Linked DNA regions of Homo sapiens: region 1 is linked to region 2. A link is an interaction called in ENCODE POLR2A ChIA-PET data of the cell type or tissue named here. Cell type or tissue: Panc1. All regions are shown on one strand. Each heading gives the region's core, and the rest is flanking DNA. Links, peaks and the distances in the headings are about the cores only. Region 1 overlaps LRRFIP1 (LRR binding FLII interacting protein 1). Region 2 holds the start of LOC124900521 (small nucleolar RNA SNORD55/SNORD39).

Region 1 (5,380 bases), core at 171-5,170, 190 kb after region 2:
ATGTGGTGAAACCCCGTCTCTACTAAAAATGCAAAAATTAGACAGGCATGGTAGCATGGGCCTGTAATGCCAGCTACTCAGGAGGCAGAGGTGGGAGAATCGCTTGAACCCAGGAGGCGGAGGTTGCAGTGAGCCAAGATCACACCACTGTACTCCAGCCTGGGTCACAGAACGAGACTCCATCTCAAAAAAGAAAAAAAAGAATAGGACTGTGTAAAAGACATAGGCATGCAAAGACCAGAAGGACATGCAGAATAAACACAGGGCTGCTCTGCCGAAGTGGTAGAACTGTGGGAGTTGTAAACATTGCTTTTTGAACACCCTTGGATATTGTCAGAATGCTCTTTTTACAGTACGCAGGTTAAGGAACTTGGACTTTATTCAGGAAGCAGTAAAGGACCCACTGAAAGTATTTGAACAGGGAGGTGAGATTGTGTTTGAATAAAGAAGCTGTGGGCTACAAAAAAGTTGAAAACTACCCCTGTTATGTTTTTTCAAAAATTTCTTGGCCAGCCTCTCCATTTATTCTTCCAGATTAACTCAGGAGTCTATTTGTTTTTTTTCTTTTTGTCATTGTTGTTGTTGTTTTTGACACAGGGTCTCACTGTGCTACCCAGCCTGGAGTGCAGTGGCGTGATCATGGCTCACTACAGCCTCCACCTCTTGGGCTCAAGTGATCCTCCCATCTCAGCCTCTGGAGTAGCTGGGACCACAGGCCTGTGCCACCTTGCCTGGCTAATTTTTGTATTTTTATAGAGATGGGGTTTCACCATGTTGCCCAGGTTGGTCTCCAACTCCTGGGCTCAAGTGATGGGCCCACCTCAATCTCCCAAAGCGCTGGGATTACAGGCATGTGTCACCACGCTGGCCTAGAGTCTATTTGTTAAGCTTTCAACCAACCTTCCCCTCTAAACTGAGATTTTATTTGAAATGCATTATGCAGTTGTCCCTCGGTATTCAAGGGGCATTGGTTCTAGGACCCCTTCCAACCACTGGGATACCAAAATTGGAGATGCTCAAGTCTCTGAGCATAAATGGTGGAGTATTTGCACATAACCTGTGCATATCCTCCTGTGTACTTGAATCATCTCTAGGTTCCTGTTCATACCTAATACAATGTAAATGCTATGTAAATAGTTGTTAGACTGTATTGTTTAGAGAATAATGACAAGAAAAACGTCTGTACATGTTCAGTACAGAGGCAACCATCCATTTTTTTTCCAAATATTTTCTTATTTATTTATTGCAATGGGGCCTCACTGTGTTGACCAGGCTGGTCTTGAACTCCTGGCCTCAAGCGACCCTCCCATCTTGGCCTTCCCAAGTGCTGGGATTGCAGGCCTGAGCCACTGTGCCTGGCCAGCCACTGCACCCAGCCTTTTTTTTTCCCAAATATTTTTGATTTGAGATGGGTTGAATCCATGAATGTGGAACCCACAGACACAAAGGGCCAACTGTATTTATCATTTATTTGGGGATGGATCCGTGTCTTTTTAATGTGGAGTTTTCTTGTTCAGAGACAAGGTATTGCTCTCTGCATTTTTCAACTGACTATGTCCTTCAGTAAATTATTATGGTCTTCATATAGGCCCTGCATTTTTCTTTATTCCTACATGCAACATTGAGTGGGATTTTATCATTTTTTCCATTATTTAAAAAATCAGGCTGGGCGCGGTGGCTCATGCCTGTAATCCCAGCACTTTGGGAGGCCGAGGCGGGTGGATCACCCGAGGTCAGGAGTTTGAGACCAGCCTGACCAACATGGTGAAACCCTGTCTCTACTAAAAATACAAAATTAGCTGGGCGTGGTGGTGCATACCTGCAATCCCAGCTACTCGGGAGGCTGAGGCAGGAGAATCACTTGAACTCAGTTGGCAGAGGTTGCAGTGAGCCGAGATCATGCCATTGCACTCTAGCCTGGGCAACAAGAGCGATACACCGTCTCAAAAAAAAATCATTACGGTAGGATATAGGAATGCTTTGGTTTTTTGTTTCTGTTATTACAAACTATCTTACTGAACTCTCAGTTTGAGACTGACTTTTTGGATTAGACATACACATAATCCGCAAGTATTTACAAATTTTATCTACACCCTTTCAGTAGTTATATTGCTGATTTCTTTGTTGGGTATGAACATCAGAACTGCCATTATCATCATCATTTTACGGTTATTGCTGATATATTCCTTCTTCCTTAAATTACTCTACAATTAGAGAAATAATCAGGACACAGTAGCTTTGTGAGTTAGTGCTTGCTCTGTAATCACACAGTACAGGACTCAGCCTTGTCAGAATTTAAATAGCATTTAAAACTGCTTATGAGATAAACAGAGTTGTGTTGCAAGGCACCTGAAAGGAAACAAATTACACGTCTCATAACAAGATACTCTTGCCTAAAGGCTAGAATCTAAGTTAGACCAGTGGAAGATCAACTTGGAGAAGGAATAATACTTAAGTCAGTGAAAAGTGATTTTCATTGTTGATGCTGGAGTACAATTGTCTACTGTGGTGACAGGGAGCACAGATTCTAGGCGCGCTGTGCCTGGTGGGAGTCTTCAGCGCTGGGCAAGTTACATATCCTCTCTTTGTGTTTCAGTTTCCTCATCTGTAAAATGGGAGGGATAATGGTACCCAGTTCCCAGGGTTTATAAGGATTAAATGAGTTGCTATTGATAATCATTATTTAAGTAAATACAATACTAGAGATGTAAGTGCAATGAAGGTGTTTGATCTATATAATGCAAGCTACAAAATAGTTTGAGGGGCGGGGTGCTGTGGCTCACACCTGTAATCCCAGCACTTTTGGAGGCTACGGCAGGCAGATCACTTGAGGTCAGGAGTTTGAGACCAGCCTGGCCAGCATGGTGAAACCTTGTCTCTACTAAAAAAATCCAAAAATTAGCTGGGCTTGGTGGCAGGTGCCTATAATCCCAGCTACTCAGGAGGCTGAGGCAGGAGAATTGCTTGAACCTGGGAAGCAGAAGTTGCAGTGAGCTGACCTCACTCCACTGCATTCCAGCCTGGGTGACAGAGTGAGACTCTGTCTCAAAAAAAGAAAAAAAAATAGTTTCAGGATAATTTAATCTAAATCTGATGTACCCAGTCACACTTTACCAAGGGATGTGGGAGCTGACATTTGTCCCTGACACACCAGCCCCTCCCCACCCACCTTCCTGCATACCCCAGGGCTTCTACCTTGCCCTACTCTGCACAGCCTGCTGTGTACCCCCTGCTGCAGGGAAAGAGGTGTGCCTGTTAAAACACACACAACCCCAACAGTAACTGGAATTCTACATCCCGTGGCTCTAGTAGGAGTAACCTTACTACTTTTCTAGAACAAGAGGCCTGAACTTTGCGCTGGTTATTTTTTTAAGGCACCCGGTGATTTCCTAGTTGAAAGTTATGATCTAGACAGCTGGACTTGAACTTCGAGAGCCAGATAAGGAGCTATGACTGTGCCTCCAAAGAATGATATTAGGCAATGGAAGCTCATGAACTTCTCCTTTTTGGCAAAGAGACCCTCCCATGGTGTAGGTTTTAGAAAAAGGGGAAATGGTCCGCCCGAGGTGACGCAATGGACTCAGAGTATTAACAAGATAAATATGTTTTTAATATAAAGCATATTAAACCTTTTTAGCTCTAACACTCTACGATTATTTAAAATATATGCCCTACATTTAGAATACAATATTAGAGCTCCAAGTCTAACTTGCAGCATCTTCGTCTCTGGGGGAAGGCAGAGGGACCCAGGCAGTGAGGAAAGCAGAAATCAGGCAGACCCCGATGTGGCTGGGAGGGTGGCCTCCCGGTACCACAGGTAGGCTGTGCTAGAGGTTTCATGGTGGCTCGATAATATCAGATAATACAGTGATAAGAAGGGATCTGCACTGAAACTTCAAATAATTCACATTTTATTAATTATGTAGTTTTTAGTTTTTTGGGTAGAGATTGGATTCTTGCTATGTTGCCTAGGCTGGTCTCAAACCCCTGGCCTTAAGCGATCCTCCTGCCTTGACCTCTCAAAGTGCTAGGGTTATAGATATGAGCTACTGTGCCTGGCCTTCAAATAACTTATATTAAATGGACAAAATAATTTGGTCTTTTGTAGGTAGAAGCAACCCAAGTGTCCACTGATGGCTGAATGGAGAAACACAATGTAGTATAGATACATAGTGGAATTTAACTCAGAATTAAAAAGGAAGGAAATGCTGTCATCTGCTAAAATGTGAGAAAACCTTGAGGACATCATGCTAAGTGAAATCAGCTAGTCACAAAAGGACAAATGCTGTATGATTCCAACTAGATGAGGTACCTCATACTATTCATCAAGACAAAGTAGAATGATGGGTGCCAGGGCTGGATGGAGAAGAGAATGGGGAGTCAGCGTTTAATGGGGGCAGAGTTTCAGTTCTGCAAGATGAAGAAGTTCTGGGGATGGCTGGTGGTGCTGGCTGCACAAGAGGGTGAGTATACTTGATGTCACTGAAATGTACACTTAAAAATAGTTAAGATGGCAAACTTTGTTATGTGTATTTTAGCACAATTTAAAACTAACGTTTAAGAAAACAATTTACCCTTTTGTTTATGTAATCACAAAAGGAGGAAGACGAAAGCCAGCGCAGAGTTTCCCCAGAAAACAGGAGCCAGATGGTGCGAATCCAACAGACTCCACGTGAAATCAGCCACACCAAAGGTCAGGAGATCTGTGTGGAGAGAAACTTTCAGAGAAGGCAACCAGGGCACATCTCTGTTTTAAAACCATCTCCTGGGCCGGGCACTGTGGCTCACGCCTGTAATCCCAGCACTTTGGGAGGCTGAGATGGGCAGATCACTTGAGGCCAGGAGTTTGAGACCAGCCTGGCCAACAGGGTGAAACCCAATCTCTACTAAAAATACAAAAATTAGCCAGGTATGTTGCCCATCTATAATTCCAGCTACTCAGGAGGCTGAGGCACGGGAATCCCTTGAACCGGAGAGGCGGAGGTTGCAATGAGCCGAGATCGTGTCACTGAACTCCAGCCTGTGTGACAGAGCGAGTCTCTGTCTCAAAAAACAAAACGAAACAAAACCCACAAAAATAAAACCATCTCCCTACCATGAGCCCTCCACATTTGCAATTCATGAAAATGGAAAGCTGTCATGTCCCCACGTGAATTTTCGGGTCTCACTAGAAAGATAACCATCAGGACCGGCAACATGGGATTCAACAACAGTTTCTGGTCTAATTTTTTAAAAAGGACGAAAGAAGGCAGGCTGGTGTCATGCAATACTGCTTGCATTAAAGTATGTACATTTAAACTATGTACCTTGAACTTTTATTGGAAAAGCGAAGCTCAGTAGTAAAAATTTACGTTAATCAAATTCATGGAGACAGAAAGTT
Region 2 (5,380 bases), core at 236-5,235:
TAAACTATTCTCAGCATCCCTCCTTTCAAAGAAGCCTATATTTTTTCTCTTCTAAAACACGCCTTTATTGAAGTATAATTTATATACCACAAATTCACCCATTTTACATAGACAATTCAATGATTGTTAGTAAATTCACTAAGGTGTACAACCATCACCGTATCTAGTGGTTTTCTTTCTTCCTTTTTTGGAGACAGGGTCTCACTCTGCTGCCTAGGTTGGAGTGCACTGGCGCTCTCTTGGCTCGCTGCAGCCTTGACTTCCTGGGCTTAAAGAAGCCTATTTTTGCATACATTTTAGAACACATAGCGCAGTGGCACAGGGGTCTAATTTATAAGCAAATCCTGGAGGAGCGTGTCCAGATTATTTTACTGGCGGGGGCAGGACCAAGAGAGTTGGGGACGACTGTCCCAGAGGGTAGAAGTGCCCAGGGCCCAAGGGAGTTGGGGTCGGGGGGCGGTGGAGGAACCCAGAGCTCCCCAGCCCATAGGAACGCCTGCTGCTGCCTCCCTGACATCTAGCTCTCCTGAACAGGGCCCCTTCAGTTGCCACGATCTGTCCCTGGTGGGTTGCGAGGCCTCTGTCCCCGGTGAGCATCTGCTCCCTGCATGGCCTGGTCCGTTTCAGGCATGCGAGTGCCTGCGTGAGGTGTCAACCATGGCCTGGCGTTTCCTGTGTGGCTGGGATATCTCCCCATTGCTTCCCTCCAGGTCAAACTTGACATCCTCTAGAGTGAAAGCACTCAGCTGTCTGAGCTCCTCCTCTCCCTGCCCCTGCTCTGTCTAAAGTCCTGTCTCTCTAGGGGTCAGCTGGCTGAAGCCCCAAGGTGCTCTCCTTTCTCTGGCAAGACCCTCTCATTCCAACTTCTCAAGTCCAGGCTGAGAAACTCCCGCCATCCACTGACACCTCTGAGCAGCCAGTGCAGGGGCGGTTGCGAGAAGAGGAAAGGTCCTCGGGGCCGTGGGCCAGGGCCGGGTTGTTCCTCTCCCACCCACACAGCCGCTTACCCCGCCAAAGCCTCCACCAAGTAGATTCTCCTCCACCTGTCATCTGATTTTGGTCCTCAAAGACAGCAAAGCACTGCATTCCAGCCCACTGTCCCCTCTCTCGGGCTCAGAGCCTCTACCCCCACGAAGTGCCTGCTTTGTGCTGGATGGGGTTGCTGTGCACAGTTCTTTGTCCCTCTCTTGCATCCGTGTTGCTCACTCTTACTGGAAATGCCCAGGCCCTTCCGAGTCCTCACTTGGATAACTGTGGCAGCCTCCAGCCTCACCTCCAACCTTAGGAACCTGGTGGGAGACCCCTGACTGCACACAGTACCCTCCATCCTCCTCCCCAGCCTTGGTCCTGCCCCCGACTGCCATTCAGTAAAACTCTACACATTGTCAACCGGCACTCTTCATTTCTGAAGTTGACAAGCCAAGAAATCCTCATTTTTTTAAGTCATAAAATAAAACACAGGTTGAACTAAAAACTGACTGTCTACCTTCCAAATTACCAGAGAAGAACAAGGAAAATACAGACCTGGAGAAAAAGTCGGAAGCCTCTGTAAGTATTAAGAAACAGAAAATGGAAAATAAGATGTTAGATGAGCTCCAAGCATACTTCTTAAAGCCAGAAAGGCGGGTGAGCAGCACCAGCGCGCCGCATGGGCCAGGCCCTGCTACCGCCCCCACGGAGGCCTGGAGAGTCCTCAGGCAGGGACATGGGTGCTCCCACACCACCCCATCCTGCAGATCAGAGTTGCACAGGACGGGAAATGGCCTGCCCAGGGTCACCAGGCCCTCGGGGCAGGCCCTGGGATTTGGTAAACAACATTAAAATCCACAAGAAAACCAGATGTTAAACCAGGTCAAAGAGCTAAGTGACTCCGGGGAACATCCAAAAGGTGGGTGGCGGGACATGACACAGACAAAAGACTAGACAACGAGAAACCACAATGTTGTCCCCGACAAAGCTGCTGCTGTCCACCTGTGAAGTAACGAATGGCTCCTCAATCCCGTTAGAACGGCTACCATCGAAAACAAAATCACAAGTGTTGCCAAGGCTGTGGAGACGCTTTTTCTTCCCCGGCTCGGCTCTCCAAGGTTGGGTTCCCCACTGCGTGCTGGGGAGCCTGCAGCATGGCAGAGGTGGCCTCACACGGCCCCTGAGAACCAGAGCCTTGTGCACTGCTGGTGGGAACGCACGATGCCACAGCCACTGCGGAAACGCTGTGGCGGCTCCTCAAAACATTAAACACAGAACCACCTAATGATCCGGGGTATATGCCCTGGGTATATGCCCAAAGGAACTGGAAGCAGGGTCTCACAGAGATATCTGAACACCCATGTTCACAGCAGCCTGATTCACAACAGCCAGAAGTGGAAGCAACCCACGTGTCCATGGATGAATGGATAAACACAGTGTGGTCTATCCATAACAGTGGAATATTATTTGGCCTTCAAAAGGAAGGAAATTCTGATTCACACTACGACATGGAAGAACCTTAAGTGAAATGAGCCAGTCACAAATGCTGTATGATTCCACTAATACAGGTTCCTAGAGTAGTCAGAGACAGAAAGTAGAATCGTGGGTCCCAGGGGCTGGGGGAGGTGGTAAATCAGCAGGGGGTTAGTGTTTAACTGGGACAGAGTTTCAGTTTTGCAAAATGAAAAAACTTCTAGGGATGGATAGTGGCGATGGTTGTACAGCAGCGTGAGTGTGCTTAGTGGCATAGAACTGTACACTTAAAAATAGGTAAGATGGTACATTTTATGTGGTGTATACTTTACCGCAATTAAAATTAAAAAAGCAATGACTGGGACAGAGCTATAAGAAGTCACCATGCAGCTGTGACTGGCAGGGTCACATATGGAATTCCCCATCCTCTCCCCTGCGTGAACACGCAGCAACACGTGCCCAGGGAAAGCAGGCAGGATCACAAACGCAGTGCAGGGTTTTCACACAATGCGCATGGATGGAGAAGATGAAAATAGGGATACGGAGGCCCTAAGTATTAAATTTAATATGATGACCGGGATGGATACATAAAAACGCCACACTCCTCCCACGGGCTTACGGGCCATTTACAACACGAAAAATTTGTAAGACCAAGAAAGAACCCGCAATGCACACTAAGTCATGGTTGTGGTTCCCGCTCTGCCCCCGACCACAGTGCAATAAAACTAGCAATGAGTATCGGGAGAGAAACCAAAAAGCCGGAGCCCCTGAGATTTGTAAAAACTTGCTTCCAAACAATTCACGTGCTAAAGAGGAAACAGAAACCACAAATACAGAGAATCCAGAAAATATCAACCATGAGCACAAGGCAGAGGCAAACTCAGGGGATCCAGCCAAGCTGCCAAGCAGAGAACCGATGACGTTTCATTCCCACGCCAGCAAAGAACAAAAAGAAATGCGTTAGGCATTCAAGAAAAAGTGTAGAGTAAGTAAACTCAGGAACTGTTTTTTTTTTTTTGTTTTTTTTTTTTGGTGGGGGGAGGGAATCAGTGGGGAAGAGACCAATCACAGATTAACCACTGTCCATTCTGATCAAGAAATAACATGAAAATACAAATTCACAAAATTGCACTAAAAAGGACAGATGTTCACAGATGTAGAGGGAATTAGAAAAATAATTGTTCACATAATGATATGTGGATAAAATGAACAACTTCAGAGGAAAATGTAAAACAACATCACTGCTACAAGACACAGAAAACCCCAGCCAGGCACAGTGGCTCATGCCTGTAATCCCAGCACTTTGAGAGGCTGAGGTGGGTGGATCACCGAAGGCCAGGAGTTCGAGAGCAGCCTGGCCAACATGGTGAAACCCTATCTCTACTAAAAATACAAAAATTAGCTGGACATGGTGGCAGGCACCAGTAATCCCAGCTACCTGAGAGACTGAGGCAGGAGAATCACTTGAACTTGGGAGGTGGAGGTTGCAGTGAGCTGACATCGCTCCACTGCACTCCAGCCTGGGCGACAGAGCAAGACTCCATCCAAAAAAAAAAAAAAAAGACAGAAAACCCAAGGGGACCAATTAACACCAGAAAGATACTGAAAAGGTTGCCAATTTTCTACACCATGAAAAGGAGCCTGGCCCCGGTGGTTTTGCAGGTGAAAATGAAGACCCTCTAGATCTTCAAGGAACTGCTTATTTCCATCATCCTGACTATCCTAGCACACAGGGAAAGAATAAGGGTCCACAACCTGTATCTTGGGAAGAAAACCCAATGCTGGTAATAAAACTCCCAAGGTAAAGTACAGAGCAAGCTCACTCAGGAAGAACGAAGCCACACTCAGAACAAACAGTGGCCAACAGACACCTGAGACTGCCGAAAGGCTGCACAGGAATGAGGAAACGCTCCATTCATCCCAGAAACACGGTAGGTTCGCAGCCTCTGACCACTTCTCCTGTGTCACAGCCTCGCCAGTGCCAGCGGCCTGCCAGCACTGAGACAATGTCCAGCTGGGCAGGTTGTTGTGTCACATCGAACGGTTCTTCCTTCACAGGACAAAAGCTTACTTTACACACGGGAAGAAGATGCATTCTCCATCCCTCTCCCACCCCCACCCCCACAAAAATACAATAAAAAAGCATCTGGCCCCAAAGGAGAAAGACAGAAGGTTTAAGGTGTTAACTCTTGACCACATGGCTCTGAACTGTGTGGATCACCTACATGAAGCTTTTCTTCTGCCGCTGCCGCCACTGAGACAGCAAGACCAACCCCTCCTCTTGCTCCTCCTTCTTGGCCTCCTCAACATGAAGACCTTAGGATGATCCACTTACACTTAATGAAAAGTATATATATTTTCTGTGGGTTTTTTTGAGATGGGATCTCACTCTATTGCCCACGCTGGATTGCAGTGGTGTGATCTTGGTTCATTGCAACCTCCACCCCCTGGACTCAAGCGATCCTCCCACCTTGGCCTCCCAAAATGCAAGGATTACAGGCGTGAGATACCATGCTGGGTCTAATTTTCTTAATAACACTTTCTTTTCTCTAGCTTACTTCATTATAAGAATACAGTATAGGCTGGGCACAGTGGCTCACGCCTGTAATCCCAGCACTTCGGGAAGCCAAGATGCATGGATCACTTGAGGTTGGGAGTTTGAGACCAGCCTGGCCAAGATAGTGAAACCCCGTCTCTACCAAAAATACAAAAATTTGCCGGGCATGGTAGCGGGCACCTATAATCTGAGCTACTGGGGAGGCTGAGGCAGGAGAAACACTTGAACCCGGGAGTTGGAGGTTGTGGTGAGCCAAGATCGCACCACTGTACTACAGCCTGGGCAAAAGAGGGAGACTCAGTCTCAAAAAAAGAAAAAAAAAAAAGAATACAGTATACATACATGTAACATACAAAATATGGGTTAACTCACAGATAATGT

Evidence for each region. Peaks named below come from ENCODE experiments on the same cell type or tissue, not always from the same donor. Only the 100,000 strongest peaks of a DNase experiment are listed, where the experiment ranks them.
Region 1: POLR2A ChIA-PET joins it to region 2 with 5 read pairs; 2 of 35 experiments call an interaction of 5 or more read pairs at or near these places.

Annotation. Positions count from the first base shown.
Region 1 is chr2:237,676,191-237,681,570 of GRCh38, reverse strand. All of the region lies in intron 1 of LRRFIP1 (LRR binding FLII interacting protein 1), which reads right to left. Among named protein-coding and RNA genes, the nearest start is that of LRRFIP1, 51 kb to the right of the region's middle. In Panc1, for the core only: no CTCF peak of the experiment used is centred there; no DNase peak of the experiment used is centred there.
Region 2 is chr2:237,866,671-237,872,050 of GRCh38, reverse strand. All of the region lies in intron 1 of RAMP1 (receptor activity modifying protein 1), which reads right to left. LOC124900521 (small nucleolar RNA SNORD55/SNORD39) reads right to left here and starts at 2,147; the gene lies at 2,069-2,147. In Panc1, for the core only: no CTCF peak of the experiment used is centred there; no DNase peak of the experiment used is centred there; H3K27ac peaks cover 827 bases.